2 separate regions of the Homo sapiens genome follow, and region 2 is linked to region 1. The links are chromatin loops, found by intact Hi-C in ENCODE. Cell type or tissue: B cell. All regions are shown on one strand. Links, peaks and the distances in the headings refer to the core of each region. The heading gives the core; the rest is flanking DNA.

Region 1 (8,889 bases), core at 585-8,584:
TGACTGTATTCAAGAATGTGTTAATATATTTTAACCAGCATTTTCAGTTGTTTTCAGCAACAGATCATCCAGGTACCTGGTCTGCCATGGTGCCAGAAATTGCCTTTTTTTTGCATTATTTCAATCTGGATTTCAAATTACCAGTTTGGTTGAATAACTTGCCATATTTTTTTTCTGTACTTTTATTTGTATTCCTTTCTATTTCTCATTTTTTCTATTGCCTGTTCATAAGTCTGTTGGTGCTTTTCATTATTTATTTTAAAGAGTTCTTTTTAAAATATTTTTATTTTTTATTTCAAAATTATTTGGGTAGAGGTGGTTTTTAGTTACATGGATAAGTTCTTTAGTGGTAATTTCTGAGATTTTGGTGCACCCATCACCTCAGCAGTGTACACTGCACCCAATGTGTAGTCTTTTGTCCCTCATCCCCCTCCCACCCTTTCCCCCGAGTCCCCAAAGTCCATAGTATAATTCTTATGCCTTTTGTCCTCATAGCTTAGCTCCCACTTATAAGTGAGAACATACAATATTTGGTTTTCCATTCCTGAGTTATTTCACTTAGAATAGTGGTCTCCAACTCCATCTGTGAGTTGCCATTATTTTGTTCCTTTTTATGGCTGAGTAGTGTTCCATGGTGTATATATACCATATTTTCTTTATCCATTTGTTGGTTGATGGGCATTTAGACTGGTTCCATATCTTTGCAATTGCAAATTGTGCTGCTATAAACATGTATGTACAAGTGTCTTTTTCAAATAATGACTTCTTTTCCTCTGGGTAGATACCCAGTAGTGGGATTGCTGGATCAAATGGTAGTTCTACTTGTAGTTCTTTAAGAAATCTCGGTACTGTTTTCCACAGTGGTTGTACTAGTTTCCATTCCCACCAGCAGTGTCAAAGTGTTCTCTTTTCACCACATTCACACCAACATTTATTCTTTTTTGATTTTTTTTTATTATGGCCATTCTTGCAGGAGTAAGGTGGCATCTCATTGTGGTTTTAATTTGCATTTCCCTGATAATTAGTGATGTTGAACAGTTTTTCGTATGTTTATTGGCCATTTGTATATTTTGAGAATTGTCTATTCATTCCTTTGCCCACTTTTTGATGGGGTTATTTTTTTCTTGCTGATTTGTTTGAGTTCCTTGTAGATTCTGGATATTAGTCCTTTGTCATCAGATGCATGGTTTGCAAATATTTTCTCTCATTCTGTGGGTTGTCTGTTTACTCTGCTGATTATTTCTTTTGCTGTGCAGAGGCTTTTCAGTTTAATCAGGTCCCACCTATTTATTTTTGTTTTTGTTGCATTTGCTTTTGGGTTCTTGGTCACGAACTCTTTGCCTAAGCCAATGTCTAGAATAGCTTTGCCAGTGTTATCTCCTAGAATTTTTATGGTTTCAGGTGTTAGATTTAAATCTTAGATCCATCTGGAGTTGATTTTTGTACAAGGCGAGGGATGAGGATCCAGTTTCAATTATCTACATGTGGCGTGCCAATTTTCCCAGCACCATTCGTTGAACAGGGTGTCCTTTCCCCATTTTATGTTTTTGTTTGTTATGTCAAAGATCAGTTGTTTGTATTTGGCTTTATTTCTGTGTTCTGTATTTTGTTCCATTGGTCTACATGCCTATTTTTATACCAGTACCACGCTGTTTTGGTAACTACGGCCTTGTAGTATAGTTTGAAGTCGGGTAATGTGACCTTAGATTGTCTATTTGTGCTGTTTTAGACTTTTTGATATGGGCATTTAATGCTATGAATCTTCCTCTTAGCACCACTTTTGCTGTATCCCAGAAGTTTTGATAAGTTGTGTCACTATTATCATTCAGCTCAAAGAAATTTTTGATTTCCATCTTGATTTCATTGTTGACCCAAATACCATTCAAGAGCAGATTATTTAATGTCCATGTATTTGTATAGCAAAAGTCCTATCCTGAGGGTCTGTTTTCTGAGGCCACCCCATTTCTGACACCTGTTTTCTTAGCCTATGTTTGGTAGAAAGCAAAGCCTGGAGCAAAACATATGTGGTAAATCTTTAGTGAAGGATGCAATCCCATGGGTGTAAGAGTGAGGGAATAAATGAAGTGAGGTAGGGAAGGATGGAAACAAAATATACTTTGGTGTGCTACTGAGTTCGCCACTGTTACTCAAGAAAACACAGCTTATCTCACAGTCTTCCTGAATGCTTCCAGAAGAGTTGTATAGAATCACACCATCTTGAAATGGTTGAGGAAAGGAATTGATCTGCCTACGGGTGTTTGTCTCATTTCTGTCAGTGGTCAAAGTTCACCCTATTAGGTGTTTGTTAGTTTCCTCACACCTCTGAGTTGTGTTACCTTGGTCCTGGTAGTCAGTAGGAAAGCCAGATCCCACACACCACAGTTCAATCCTGAATCCAAAAGTGGTAGGAGTCATCAGAGCCTCCATGGATCTGGTCAGGATGAGCTTGAGTGCAGAAGCTCCTGCTGCAGTGAGTGCAGTAGAGGTCATTTCAGAACCTAGCCCTCACTTTAGAAAAGTGAAGGAGTCAGAAGTGTCAGGAGATGTGAAAACGTCAGTGGCAGTCAGGGATTTCCATTGATCAAGTGCCTGATCGCCTGGGAAGTAGATAAGGCTGAGAAAATATGGAAGGAGTATAAATTGGAGCAAGGCCATCCATACTATGGTTTTCGTACCTGGACAAACAAGGCAACTCTAGTCCTGAATATTTTGCAGATGCACAGAGGGAGACCTGGAAGGTTACAGACCAAACTGGGAATAGTTGTTCCCTCTAGGAGCAGAATTGCTGGCTCAGAGGGTAGATGTATGTTCAACTGTAAGAGATAATGGAAACCCGTTTTCCTTACAACTGGTACCAATTTAGACTCCCACCAGCAATATTCAATAAATCATATGGATTCACATCCTCCCCAACACTTGGTACTGTTAGACTTTTAAATTTTTGACAACTGAATGGGTGAACAGTGGTATTTCATTGTAGTTTTGCTTTGCATTTTCCTGATCACTAATGATGTCGAACATCTCTTTATATGTATGTTTATTGGCCATATGCGTCTCTCTGTTGGTGAAATGCCTATTCATGTGTTTTGCCCACTTCTTTACTGGATTGTGTTTTTCTTAATAATTTGTAGTCCTTTATATATTCGCAATTGGAATTCCTTGCCACTTATCTGTATTGAAAATATTTTCTCCCAATGCACAGCTGTGTTTTTTGCTCTTTATGGTGTCTTCATAAATTAAAATTCTTAAAGTCAAAGTTACCACTATTCCATTCTATGGTCAATGGTTTGTCTACATTGTTTAGAAATCTGTATCCCAAAGTCTAAAAGTTCCTTGCCTATGTTTCCTGTCAAGAGCTTTAAGGGTATGTTTTTGACATTTAATTCCTTAATCCATCTGGAATAGATTATTATTATTTTCCATATCACATGAATGAGGATTCCAATTTCATCTTTTCCAATATAAATAACCATTTTCCAGCGTCAGTTAATAAAATGTCCCTGTTTACTTACCTAACATGCCACTTCTATCATATACCACATTTCTATACTTGCATGGTTGCGTTTCGGGGTTCTCTATTCTATGCCATTGCTCAATTAATCTATCCATGCCTCAATATCACAGTCTTAATTTCAATCTCTCCCCCCCCACCCCACCCCCCCCTCCCCCCCCGTTCGTTTAGAGTGATCTTGAGGAAGGGAACCGTCATTCACATGAGTTCGGCCTCTTGGTAGAGAAAACTGGGCAATGCAGCTCTAAACTGTTGCCCTTGGATTTTCTCCTCTTGGCTATGAGCTCCTCCTTCCCAGGAAGCTTTGAGGAAGGTCAGAATAAGATTACATGTAGTGATGAACTGCTTCTAATACTGTGAGGCTACTAGCTTGGGGTAGGGGACCAAGAGCCGTACAAGCCCATTAAATGTTTGTTTTGTTCAGAAAGCCTTCCATCGCTGTGACTGGTGTTTGAATGTCTCCAATGCGTTAGGATGCTAAGGAATCCTCCTCTAGGGTTACTAAGGAATGTTTGCTGCCTTTGCTTTCGCTGAGCCGGAAAAATTTTGTGGCATTTACAGCAGGAGATCTGCCCTAAGTAAAAACAGTTTGGTTTTGAAGGCAATAAGATGTTTCATCATCAAACAGCACACAACAATTAAATGACAGGGTGCAGCAGCACAGCAGCCTTAAAGGCATTTTCGCAATGTCCAGATCTCAAAGGGTAATGCTGCGCCCGCATCAATTTATGGGAAGAGTCTAGAGTTCACCTACATCTTTTGAACTCCACTAAGCCGGCCGATTCTGATTTCCCTTGTTGCCTCCCTGCAATCCCCACGAATTTGGCCAGGGCACCCGGGCGGCTCAGGCCCAACGGGGCGTGGGCCGTGTGCTCAACCACCCAGAAGCTGGGGGCCCCCTCCCCTTTCTTATCTTTCTGGCATTCATCTCACGCGGCCACCTACAGCTACGACTTCCTCAGGCCCTTTAAGGGCCGCTTCTCGGAGCGCAGGGAGCCGCGGAGTCCGGGGCGTGGGAGACTTCCATGGGCGGAGCGAGGGCAGGAGTGGGCGGGCCGTAGGCGGAGCTCCGTCCGCGCCCTCCCGGCGCACCGCCTGCGGGGCGGTGACTGGCCCAGCCGCACCGCGTCTCCCGCCTTCTCCGCAGCCCCGCAGGCCCCGGGCCCTGTCATTCCCAGCGCTGCCCTGTCTTGCGTTCCAGTGTTCCAGCTTCTGCGAGATGACCCTCAAGGCGAGCGAGGGCGAGAGTGGGGGCAGCATGCACACGGCGCTCTCCGACCTCTACCTGGAGCATTTGCTGCAGAAGCGTAGTCGGCCAGAGGTGAGCGGGCCCCGCTAGTCCCAAGGGCGCTGGGCCGGGGCTCGGCCATTCATCTCGGGACTTTCCCTGTCCCGGTCCCTGTCCCCGGGGGGCCTGTCCTTGCGGGTCCTGGCCATAGGTCGGAGACCGCGATAGCCGGCGGGGTGAGGACAAGGCCAGCGCGCGGCCGGGTTCGTACCGGGCTGCTGGTGCAGTGGATCCTTGCCCCCAGCAGTCCTTCCAGTTGGAAATCAGGAGAGGCAGCGGCCTGGACAGTGCGCTTATTAAGGGCAAGGAAAACTTCCTCGTGGACGGAAGTCAGAGTAACAGAAAGTCTTTAAGGAACACATCAAGGAGTAGGTCTGCCTGGTTGTTGTTGAAGTGCTTGTGTTTGGGTCAGCAGAAATGATTGTAAAAGCCAGCTTCTGGTTCTAAAGAGCTCACTCACTGTTCCTCTTCATTTAGGCAGGTCCCCTTGTGCTATGGTGCAAAGAGGGTGGCCAGTGTATATTTGCGGGTGGAACAAGGAATCCAGATTCCAGGGATGGATGGCTGGTAAATAGCTATTAACCTCCGTCCTCAAAGATGCCCTAAGGGTAGGTTGTGCTTATCTGTTACTGGCAAATCTCTCCCAAACTCGCTGGTTTACAACACTGAGCATTTTCTTGTCTCTCATATTTCGTTTTGATTGGGCCCAGCAAGGTGGTCGTCACTCAGGGTCTGTCAGGTGGGGACACGGCTCACTTACTCATTTGGAGCCATGAGCCATGAGCCAGAAAATCAACCAGCAGCCTCTCCCTGTGGCTTGGTCTTCCTCACAGCATGCTGGCCAGGTCCCAAGGGGAAAATGTCCAGAGAGAACCAGAGAGCCAGGCAGAAGCTCAGAAGTCACAGCATGAACCTCCTTCCTAGACTGCAAGGTCTTCTAGGGCAGGGCCGTGTCATACTCACTTCTTTAAGTGCCCAATAAGTGGGTCCTCAGAAATGTTTGCTAAATTAATAAATGACTGAAGAGATGGACATTTGGGATTTACAGTAACCCTCCGATTTCACAGATGAAAAAACTGAAGGTCCCTGCAACATAAGGCAAGCAGTAGAGCTGTAGACTCTTTGGGCTAAGTGGCATTAACTCAAGGAAACAAGTAATGGGCATCAGAACTGAGGCTAGATTTTGTGTCTGCTGCACCGCATTGCCTTACCCTTTATATTCCACTCGAGTGAGGCATTCACACCTGCCTGTCATTTCAAATCAGGATTGCAACAGCCTGAGTTTAAATGAGTGCAGAAATAATACAGGCATGAAAGATGCTATTGTTATACAGATGATGAGACAAAATTACAAGTTCTGTTACCTGATTCCCCATAAACTTGGACTTGTGATTTTTTTCTTCCCCACAATCAGTACTCACTTGGCTGAGCCTCAACTATTTTTAAAAAATCTATTTATTTCTGGAAGTCTTATTGAGGTACACTTAGCATACAGTAGAATTCATGAAATTTAATTGTGTAGTTTGATGACATTTGACAGATGTATATAGTCATGTAACGACAACCACAATCATGACAAAGAATAAACATTTTCAAGGTTCCAGGAAGTTCCCCTGTGACCCTTGGCAGTCAGTCACCTTCCTCCACCTGGAACATGGCAACCACTGATCTGTCACTATAGATTTGCCTTTTCTGGAATTTTATATAAATAGAATCCTACAGTATGATGTATTTTGTGTCGGGGTTCTTATGTAAACCTATGTGTTCCCTTATGGGCATGCTTGAAAGACTGTGCCTTTTTGAAAAGAGGCCCTGTCACCACCAGTGTTATGTTGTGGGCACAACCTCTGAGTAAACAGCACGTTTTGTGGGGCTGTGAGTTTATACTGTAATATTGGAGATAGTCTACCAGTTAGCTAATTTGTTTGGTTTTTACTAACGGATTTGAAGAAGATCAAATAAGAAAACTTACTGAATCCCTGAATGAAATAGTATCCAGCTGTGCCAAAGTGAGCATCTGAGGGAGACTCTTCACACGATGAAGTGTGGCTTGACTCCACAACCTGCGGATTCTTATTTCTTTAGGTTCACCTTCCCTTTGGGGCTCTTACCAGTCTTTGCTGCAGCAGCAAGCTCTGCCTTTCACTTGCTGCATGGTTTTGGGCAAGCTGCTGAAGCTCTCTGTGCCTTAGGTTTCTCTCCTTTATGAAACTGGCAAGTTTGGAAGGTTGTGGCAACATTTACATGAGATAATGCTTGACAAGGACCTTGAGCCACACTGGGACATCCAGGGTAATGACCCAGTATCTCCCTAGGAGCTGCCTGCCCAGTAGTAGCAGTCAGAAAGTTTTCCTATAATGGCAAGATTTGAAGCAGGAAAACCTGTGAGGAAGTTGTTGGCTTCAATAGAAATTATAAAATTATTTTGCTGAAAGTTTCATTTAAAGGTGTCACTTTATGGAAAAAGGCTACCGATTCAAAACAAAGTTTCACTTCCAATTATAATCCACATTTAATACTGAAAGAATATTGTCTAAAGGTAATTTTGCAATAGGTTTGAATGTAGCCTATCTCCCCTATTTAAGTATATCTCCTTCCTTGGATAAACTAATTTTTTTTTTCTTTTCAATGTGGTCTAGGCAGGTTAATGGAGAAACTAATTTTATTAGCTCTCTCTGGCCTTGTTCTTCACAGCAGTATCCATTAATGCACATAAAAGTAGTTGTAAAATTCCCAATACTGCTTTTCTCTTCGGGCCTGTTTGAAGCAACACTTTCCCCAGGACCTGAAGCAATTGGTTGAGAATCCCTGAAAATTCTCTTGGGCCTATCCCACATCAAAAAAAAATCACCTAACAGATAAGTCAGGCTCCAGGCAAATTTCCACCAAGAAAACCTGTTTCTTGGTTCTTAGGCCATCACATGCAGCATTACTCCCCGCTGGTGGTCACTGAGTGTGACGCAGTGTTGTTTGTTGCCTACTCCAGGTCTGCTGCTGGAACTAAGAGGCAAATAAGGAAGGACGCAGACATGGAAACAAATACAGTAGTGTGGTGGTGATGTGATAGAAGCAGCTGTGGAGCGCTGTGGAGCAAGGAGGGGCACCCAGCACAGTGGGCTCTTGCATTTCGCAGTACCTAGGCTGTAACTGGCAGGTGGTACCTGGGCAGAGGGAACAGCCTGTGCACGGACACCAAGGTGCATGCCGAGTGCGGCACCTTCTGCGATGGCAGGAGGTTGAGTCTACGGTGTGCATGATCACTGACTCTGCTTCTGACTAGTTATAATTTCACCTGAGAAAGAACTTTCGCTGCAGACTTGGATCTTGCTGTTTCCTTTGCAAAGGAAATGGTTCCGTTCAAGGCTTTTCTTTTCACAGAACTGATACTAGAAAGTAAAGTGTAATTTTCAAATTATTTAGTCCTCTGCCCAATTTCCCCAGTATGTGGTGTGGTCTCAGCCAGTCTGCCTTTCCTGTCCTTCACTTCCAGGAACTTCATGACTTTTTTCTGTTTTTTGTTTTTTTTTTTTTTTTTTTTTTTTTTTTGAGACAGAGTTTTGCTCTGTCACCCAGGCTGGAGTGTAGGGGTGTGGTCTTGGCTCACTGCAACCTCTGCCTCCTAGGTTCAAGCGATTCTCCTGCCTCAGTCTCCCAGCTAGCTGGGATTACAGGCGCCTGCCAACACGCCTGGCTAATTTTTGTATTTTTGATAGAGACAGGTTTTCGCCATGTTGGCCGGGCTGGTCTCGAACTCCTGATCTCAGGTGATCCGCCTGCCTCGGCCTCCCAAAGTGCTGGGATTACAGGTATGATCCAGCGCCCTGGGCCTTTCATGACTTTTTTTTCAAAACTGGAAGGGCTTAGGATACCTTGCAGATAAGAATCTGCTTTTATTGTGGCTAAGCAGATTTGAGTTTCATCATGAACGTTCTATTCTTTTCTAACTCATTTGTTCTCCCTACACAAGACACTGAAGTATAATAGAATACCAGGAACAGATATTTCAGGTTAAGATCAATTCCCTTAAATTGGAGTTTGCCAACCTGGGCACTGTTAACACTTTGGGTCTGATAATTCTGTTGTAAAAAGT
Region 2 (8,889 bases), core at 258-8,257, 56 kb after region 1:
TAATCCACGTTGAATGGAGCTTGATTGTTGTGAATGTTGTGCTGGTTTATTACACTGATGACATATGTACTGGACCTGATGATCTAGAGGTAGCGAATACTCTAGATGCTTTATTAAGATACAAGTACACCACAGGGCAGGAGATAAGCCCCATGAAAACTCAAGAGCCTGAACCTCAGCAAAGTTTTTAGATGGTCTGGACCACGTTGGGTATTCAACATGTTGTTGTACCGCTTACCACCTACCACTCAGAAAGAGGCACGGCATTTGGTGTGGATGTTTGAATTTTGTAGGCAACATATGCTACATTTAATTGTGCCGCACCAATGCACTCAGCAAGTCATCTGTAGGGTTGCATGTTTTCGGGGAGAGATCCAGGGCAAGAAAAGGCTCTGTGACAGGTCCAGGCCACTTGACCCTTATGACCATGTAGATTCAACAGGTACAGGACCTTTGACACACTGGGAGGCTACACGGAGCCTCTGGCAAGTCCCAGTAGGAGAAACACACAGCAAAGCCCTAGAGTTTTGAAGTAAACCATGCCCTCTACCACAAAAGAAGTATTTTCCTTTTGACCAACAGCTTCCAGCTTGCTCCTGGGCTGTGGCAAAGTCTGAATGCTTGACCATGGGGCACCAAAGAACCATGGAACTTCAGCTGCCACTGATAAATTTGGTGCTATTTCATCCTCTTTTGGAAGTGGAATATTTGAGACCAGACTCAAGCAGGTCTGGAAGGTACAGGAAAGTTGCTAGAGCAGGTGGCTCACATCTTTGTGGCCCCTGCTGCTGCATGATCACCATTCCCTGGACTTACACCCAGAATGTCGTAGGGAGTTCCTCATGACCAGGTCTATCGGTCAAGGTTTCAAAAGGAAGCAAACAGTAGACTCAAGGGGTTGAAATGAGGAAAGTATAATTAAGGGATTTTTTTTTTAACAGAGGTGTAAGCAAGACTTAGAGAATTAGCAATGCATAGTGGGGCTCTCAGGGACTGGCAACAGTTGATATGGCCACAGCCACTGCTAAGTGCTCAAGCTGCCCACAGGCAGAGACAAACAATGAACCCTTAATAACAGCATTCCCTGGGGGGACCAGACAGCCACCTGGACTGCCATCTGGAAGGGGCAGCAATTTTTTCTCACTTGAACAGGTACTAATTTTGTACATGGATTCGCTTTTTTAAAATTCACATTTCTGCTGGCACTCCTGCCCATTGACTTACTGAACCCATTATTCACACTGACATTATCTCACACAAGAAAATCATTATAAGCCAGTGTGCGCATGCTGATGGACTCCACTGGTGTTACCATGTTAGCTCATCACCCTGAAGCATCTGGCCTGATAGGATGGGAGGTTGGTCATTCTGTTGAAGATGCTAGCAAACGTCACATAGATGATACCCACAAAAAGCAGAGGGTGGTGCTTAAGTGGATGGGCTCTTGACACAGCTCTGGCTGCCTATGGATGATTTTCTCGTGTGGCTCTCGACAAGTGACACTGTCATCCTGTTTTTCATTTTAGTAACCTGCAAAATTGAGATAATAATAAGAGCCCTTTGACAGGGTGTTGTGTGGATTCAATGAGATAACGCCTGGAAAGTGCTTAGCACAATCGCTGGCATGGTGTTAGCTTGGCAGTAAGGAAGGTCACAAGTGTTAGGTGCTCATGATTGTTATTTTTACTTAGCGTGGTCAGCACACTAGTTGGCACAATCGACTTTAGATCCATCTTTTAAAACCTTCGAGTCAAAGAGATTGCAAACAGCACTACCTTTTGAGTTTGGGTCATTTGGGTTCATTAAGACATTTAGACCGTTTAGCCGGCAAAGCTTATCACTGAATACAACGATCTTTGGGGGAGGGACATAGAAAACACACTACTGTGCAAGCAATCAAGTGGAATAGGGAAGTCCAAGAGGAGTCTTGCTTTTGTTTCTCCGTGAACTATGCACATGGCAGATGCAGGTGGTACTTGGGTTTCAGCTCCAGGGTCCCTGAGACCCAGGGACCAGCCCGTTTGGCGTGGCGGATTGGGGATGGGGCATGAGGGCAACAGGTTCCAGGCTGTGCTCCCATTAGGTCGCAGGGCTCCTTCCGAGCGCTTTCTCGTGACCCTGGGTGAGAGTGGCAGGCGCCCTGCTGCGTAGGCTCCCCCCCCCACACCCCCCCCCCGGGCACAGCCGCTGGCGGAGCTGCAGTTGCTCGAAGGGGCTTCCCAGGCTTCGCTGCTTGCTTTTCCCGCCGTCTTGGGTTGCGGGCGGCGTCGGTTCCCTCCCCGGGGGCCGCGGCGGCCGGAGGCGGGGGTCGCAGCGGCCGCTCGGGGCGGCGCTGGGCGGGCGGGCGCTGGGCCCGCCCCGCCGGCATCCTTGGCCCGACTTCCTTCTGCCGCGGGCGGCTGGCCCAGCTGGAGGAAGCGGCGGCGGCGGCCACGATGAGTGCGGGCGACGCAGTGTGCACCGGCTGGCTCGTTAAGTCGCCCCCCGAGAGGAAGCTACAGCGCTACGTGAGTAGGGGCGCCGCCACCCGCCCGGCCTTCGCGTCCCGGGGCACCCGCCCGCGGGGCGGCCGCGGGGAGCCGCTGGGCTCCGGGCGCGCCAGGCGCAGCCGCTCCCAGCGCCCGGGACTGCGGGCGAGGCCGACGGACGGAAACCGAAATCGCACGTCGAGCCAGCTTCGCCGCTGTGCTAGGCAGCGGGCCGGAGACCAGGTGGCGCCTGCCCGCGGGGCTCAGGGACTCCAGACCGCCGCTGACTCTAGCGGAGGGAGGCGGGTTGGGGCTGAAACCTCAGGCGCCACTCTCCGTACAGGAGCGGCCAGGGAGACATCTCGAAAGCGTGCCCCTTTCTTTGGCTGGGGGTGGCTCTGAGACCCATCGCCCCGCGAAGGAGACGCGGCAGGGGATAGGGAGACTGACAGCCAGAGGGGAATTGCCTGCATTCCCCCTGGACCGTAAGGAGTAAGGAGTGCTGCTCTTGTAGCTGTCATCGGACACTGCTGTCTGGAACCCTACACAGTGTAACTCGTTTCTCATCGTGTAACTCCTTTCAGCTTCTTCTTAATGCTGACACCGCGCTTTTATAGTGCCAGCTGGACAACTGACTTTTACTAATATGAAATTAGGAATACTTGGAAGAGCGAATCTTCCTACCTATTCCATTACCGTTTTAAGATGTACTATCGACACCTCAAACGTTCATTATCTCCATCAGCGTCCTCACGATAAGGTCTTAAAAACATTCTGCTTAAAGACCTGATTGCTACTCAGTGTTTTTCAGCCATTAGGAAGAACCACTTCAGTCCCCAGGGAGTTGCATATAAATAGCTATTAGGACTTCTTGCTTTTTTTAGGCTGGGAGTAGCTGGATGGATTCATCTTGTTCTTAATTCCTAATTTCTCTGCAACTTCACTGCACGGTGGTAGGAACAAACTCGCGCATGTCTGCGCTCATCCAAAGCAGCCCACCCCAAATGTGGTTCAGCCTTGTGCTCTTGTCTATACAGTGCTCTCAAACTGCTGTCCTCTTCTGGCCAAATTTCACAACTGTTTTTGTTCCCACATAGATGAGGCACATATTGTGTGGAAGTTCAAGAGGTGGGATTATAAAAAGACTTTAATAATGTATGAATACTTCCAGAATGTGTGGCAGGAGATTTTCCTGAACATAGAGTTGCTCAAGCCCTCTTTCCCCATTCACATCGGGCTAGACAGTGTGTGTTTCTCTCTTAGGGGTCTTTGAAAAGATTTTTGTTGTTTGTTCTGCAGAACAGAACTTTAGAGGAAGGTTGTTCTATTTAGCACGTGAATATCAGGAGTGCATAAATACTGAGATTTCTCTAAGTGCCAGTGTGTCCCTACATCATTTGCTTTTGAGTCCAGGAGTCCATAAGCACAGGGTCCAATATCTCTTGGCCTCTGCATTATCCAGCTGCTTCCTTAACTGTGAAGCTACTCAAAGGAGGCAAGAGAAGAAAACCTGCTCCCATCACCTGCATGAGCAGGTGAGGCTTTTGTCACACAGTAGTGCTTGCAGTGTTGACTCAGGATGGGTTTCCTTGTTGTCCTTTGGAATGACAGACATTTTAAAGGTTCACTATACAATTTCAGTAGATGATACAGAAAGATGCCCCTGGAGGGCAAAGATTATAGAATATTTTATTTCCCAGTCTTTTTTTGTATCTTAAGCAGACTGGCTTAGGGAAGTTTATTAGTATTTCATCAACTTTGGGAAGGCATGAGTGTGTGTGCCTATTATCACACGCGGTTCATTCCTTTAGGGGATGTGGCAAGAGTGGACACTGCGCAGCTTAGAGATATGTGGGGCGTGTGATGATGGGGCAGTGACTAGACTTAAGACACAAGAGTACCTAGGTGTCATCTTACCAACACTCCAAGACATAAACCTTGATGTTTGGGAACTGTCTCTAAGAAAGATCATATCTAGTCAATGCTTTTTTCGCTGACAGGCATCTGTCCCTGGAACACACCACAGAAAGAATTCTTTTTCCTCTCATAGCTAAATTCTGCAGGAATCTTTTTCACCACTAGATGGTGATCATGTGTCACTTCGACGGGGCCTGGATAGGGCTGTTACAGCTGCTTAAATTCAATTCCTGTCACTCCCTCCCGTTAACGGAGCGCTAACTCCGAACTAGGCCCTGTGTTACAGGCTGGGAAGACAGAAAAAAAAGACTTGATTCCAGTTTATAGTTTAACATTTATAATAGTAACATAGCAAAACTAGTTATTGGCACAACCAGGACAATAACTCAGTTATTCGTGCTGCCAGGCCAGCAAGCAGCACTCCATCAATGTTTGCTGTTACAAATGGAAGCTCAGGCAGTTTTTAGGTAAACCTTTCAGTCCAAAGTAGGCTTGTACTTCATCCACTTGAATCCATCAGTGAAGACAATCAGAAAGTTATTTTTTATCACTGGTCTTTTAAAAGATAGTTATTTTCATCTGTATTTTTTGTTTCACAAGAAATATATTCTTATGTTAATAAATAGAATGAAAAGTGAAGACCCCCTTTAAATTTCCCCTACCCCGCTACCTTCCCTTTGCTCTCCTCCTTATTCCACTCCCCAACCCAGGGATAACAACTGTGAGCCGTTCAGTGAGTACCATTCTACAAAATTTTTCAGAAAATATATAATTTTCTTTTTGCACAACTGGGATCATATTCTACTAACGGTCCTGCAATTTGCTTTGTTCACAAACATCCTGGACATCTTTCCAGGTTAGTACATATAGATTTACTTCATTCGTTAAAGCATTGTCAAATATTCCTTGTAATACATATAATATAACAATTTCTCTATTGGTGAACATTTGGCTTGCATCTATTTTTATCCATTTTAAAGAGTCCTATAATAACAGTGATAATAAAGCTATAATAGTTCACTTTTATTGAATGTTTATATGTGCCAGGCACTACACTAAGAACTTGTATTAACTCATTTAGTTTTCAAAACAATGCCAAGAGCCAGGCACTGTTTTTGTCCCTGGATATAGGTTCTCTGGATATAGGTTCTTTGTTGCATATTTAATTTGCAAATATTTTCTAGCAGCCCATAGTTTTTGTCTTTTCATCCTCTTTTGAAGAACTAAAATTTAAAAATTTTAATGAAATCCCCAATACAATTTTTCTTTTATGAATCATGGATTTAATGTTAAATCTAACAACTCTTCATCTAGCCTAAGATCCTTTGTCACCCAGCCTTGACCTCTTGGGCTCAAGTGATCCTCCCACCTCAGTCTCCTGAGTAGCTGGCACTATAGCTGCTCCCCACCATGCACTGCTAATTGTATTTTTTGTAGAGAGGACAGGATTTCTCCATGTTGCCCGCAGGCTGGTCTCCAACTCTTGGCCTCAAGTGATCCTTCCACCTTGGCCTTCTAAAGTGCTGGGATTACAGGCGTGAGCCAATGTACCTGGCCTCTGAAAGTTTTATAATTTTATATTTTATATTTAGATATTTTATATTTAGATCTATGATCCATTTTGAGTAAATTTTATAAAAGCTGTGAGGTTTGTATCATGGTTTCTTTTCTTGCATACCGATTTCATTTGTTCCAGTACTATTTATTGAGTAGACTGCCTTTATTCCATTGATTTACTTTTGAAACATCATCAAAAACCAATTTACCTGAAGGGCACAGTGGCTCACGCCTATAATCCCAGCACTTTGGGAGGCTGAGGCTGGAGGATCTCCTGAGGTCAGGAGTTCAAGACCAGCCTGGCCAACATGGTGAAACTCTGTCTCTACTAAAAACACAAAAAAAATTAGCCAGGCATGGTGGTGGGCACCTGTAATCCCAGCTACTTGGGAGGCTGAGACAGGAGAATTGCTTGAACCCCAGAGGTGGAGGTTGCAGTGAGCTGAGATCACACCATTGCACTCCAGCCTGGGCGACAAGAGCAAAACTATCTAAAAAAAAATCCATTTACCATATCCATGTAGATCTATTTCTGGATTCTCTAGTCTGTTCCATTGATCTATTTGTTTTATGCCAACAACATGCTGTTTAATGACTAATGACTGTAGCTTTACAATAATTCTTGAAATCAGGTTATTTTAGCCCTCAAACTTTTTCTTTCTCAGAGTTGTTTTGGCTATTTTAGGTCCTTTGTTTTTCTATGGCAATTTTAGGATTGGTTTGTCAATTGATTTCACTGACCTCATATCCCATAGCCTTGCTAAACTCACTTATTAGTTCTAATAGCCTTGTCTGTAGTTGCAACCTGCAATACTATAAATGTTGCATAGAAATGACGAGAGCAGACATCCTTGACTTTTTCTTGATTTTAGAGGGAAAGCATTCCATTTTTCACCTTTTAAGTATGTTAGCTGTAGGCTTTTTGTAGGCACCTTTTACCAAATTGAGGAAGCTCCCCCATCTTGCTAGTTTGCTGAGGCTTCTTCTCATGAGTTGGATTTTGTTGTGTTTCCTGCATCTATAAAAATGATGATATGTTTTTTATTTTTTAGTCTGTTACTATGGTGAATTACACTGCTTGATTTTAAATGTTGAACCAACCTCGAACTTATGGGATAAACTTCAGTTGGTTGTAACATATTATTCTTTTCATATATTTCTGGATTTGCTTTGCTGATAGTTTGGCTGAAGATATTTGTCTCTGTCCATGAGGGATATCGGTCTGCAGTTTTCCTTTTTTATGCTATCTTTGGTTTTGATATTAGCATAATGCTGGCATCATAAAATGAAATCAGAAGTTCTCCCTCCTCTTGTATTTTCTGAAAGATGTTGTGTAGAATTGGTATTCCTTCTTCCTTAAATGATTGGTAGAACTCACCATTGAAAACATCTGGGCCTATACTTTTCTTTTTGGGAAGGCTATCAACTACAAATTTTCTTTCTTTCTTTTTTTTTTTTTTTTTTTTGAGATGGAGTTTCACTCTTGTCACCCAGGCTGAAGTGCAGTGGCACGATCTTGGCTCGCTGCAACCTCCACCTCCTGGGTTCAAGAGATTCTCCAGCTTCAGCCTCCCGGGTAGCTGGGATTACAGGTGCCCACCACCATGCCTGGCTAATTTTTGTATTTTTAGTAGAGACAGGGTTTTGCCATGTTGGCCAGGCTGGTCTCGAACTCCTGACCTCAGGTGATCCACCCGCTTCGGCCTCCCAAAGTGCTAGGATTACAGGTGTGAGCCACTGGGCCTGGCCAAATTTTATTTCTTTAATAGATATAGGGCTATGTGGGTTATCCATATCTTCTTGAATGAGTGTCGTTAGTGTCTTTCAAGGCTTTTCTCTATTTTGTCTAAGTTCTTGAATTTATTGGCAGAAAGTTGTTCATTATGTTCCCTTATTATCCTTTAAATGCCTGTATGATTTGTAGTGATGCCTCAGTTTTCATTTATTACATTAGTTTTTAGGAACCATCCTTTGGTTTCGTTTATTTTCTCTACTTTCTCCCTGCTTTCAATTTCATTAATTTATCCTCTTATCTTTATTATTTTCCTCCTTTTGATTGCATTGGGTTTAATTTAATCACTTCTTTATCTAGTTCCTTAGGGAGGAAACTTAAATTACTGATTTGAGACCTTTCTTATTTTCTAATATAAGCATTTAGTGCTATAATCTTCCTTTTTTTTTTTTTCTGAGACTGAGTCTCGCATTGTCACCCAGGCTGGAGTGCAGTGACACAATCTTAGCTCACTGCAACCTCTGCCTCCTGGGTTCAAGCAATTCTCCTGCCTCAGCCTCCTGAGTAGGTGGGATTACAGGCACCTGCCACCATGCCTGGCTAATTTTTGAATTTTTAGTAGAGATGCGGTTTCACCATATTGGCCAGGCTGGTCTTGAACTCTTGACCTCAAGTGATCCAGCCCACCTTGGCCTCCCAAAGTGCTGGGATTACAGGCGTGAGCCACCACACCTGGCCAATCTTCCTTCTAAGCACTACTTTAGGTGCATCCCACAAAATTGGATATGTTGCATTTTCATTTTAATTCATTTCAAAGTATTATTTAATTTTCCCCTGAGATTTCCTCTTTGATCCAAGGGTTTTCTGGAAGTTTATGTAATTTCCCAATATTGGAATTTCTAGATATCTTTCTATTATTAATTTCTAGTTAAATTCCATTATGATCTAAGAACAAACTCTATATGATTTATATTCTTTAAAATTTGTTAAATGTATATCATGGCCCACAATATAGTTTCACTTCATGTACATAAGCACTTGAAAAAATATGTATTCTTCTGTCATTGGGTAAAGTGTTCTATAAATGTTAATTAGGCCAGGTTGGTTGATAATGTTATTCAGTTCTTCTGTATCCTTACTGATTTTCTGTTCACTTTTACTCTCAGTTACTGAGGGAGGAATGTGAAAGTTTCTATCTGTAATTGTAGATTTGTC

The links. Peaks named below come from ENCODE experiments on the same cell type or tissue, not always from the same donor. Only the 100,000 strongest peaks of a DNase experiment are listed, where the experiment ranks them.
Region 2: a loop joins it to region 1, with 11 times the contacts of the local background. A loop is called at or near these places in 4 of 110 quality-filtered maps.

The regions. Positions count from the first base shown.
Region 1 is chrX:154,801,215-154,810,103 of GRCh38, reverse strand. It overlaps MPP1 (MAGUK p55 scaffold protein 1), which reads left to right and starts at 4,619. Exons shown (of 12, transcript NM_002436.4): 1 at 4,619-4,832. The coding sequence starts at 4,731. RefSeq lists a silencer at 4,495-4,654. In B cell, for the core only: no CTCF peak of the experiment used is centred there; a DNase peak (open chromatin) is centred at 4,563; H3K4me3 peaks cover 1,248 bases.
Region 2 is chrX:154,744,572-154,753,460 of GRCh38, reverse strand. GAB3 (GRB2 associated binding protein 3) reads left to right here and starts at 2,384. Exons shown (of 10, transcript NM_001081573.3): 1 at 2,384-2,507. The coding sequence starts at 2,436. RefSeq lists silencers at 2,429-2,508, 2,679-2,738. In B cell, for the core only: a CTCF peak has its summit at 4,537 (motif pointing right); DNase peaks (open chromatin) are centred at 2,040, 2,590, 3,310 and 4,550; H3K4me3 peaks cover 1,840 bases; H3K27ac peaks cover 1,131 bases.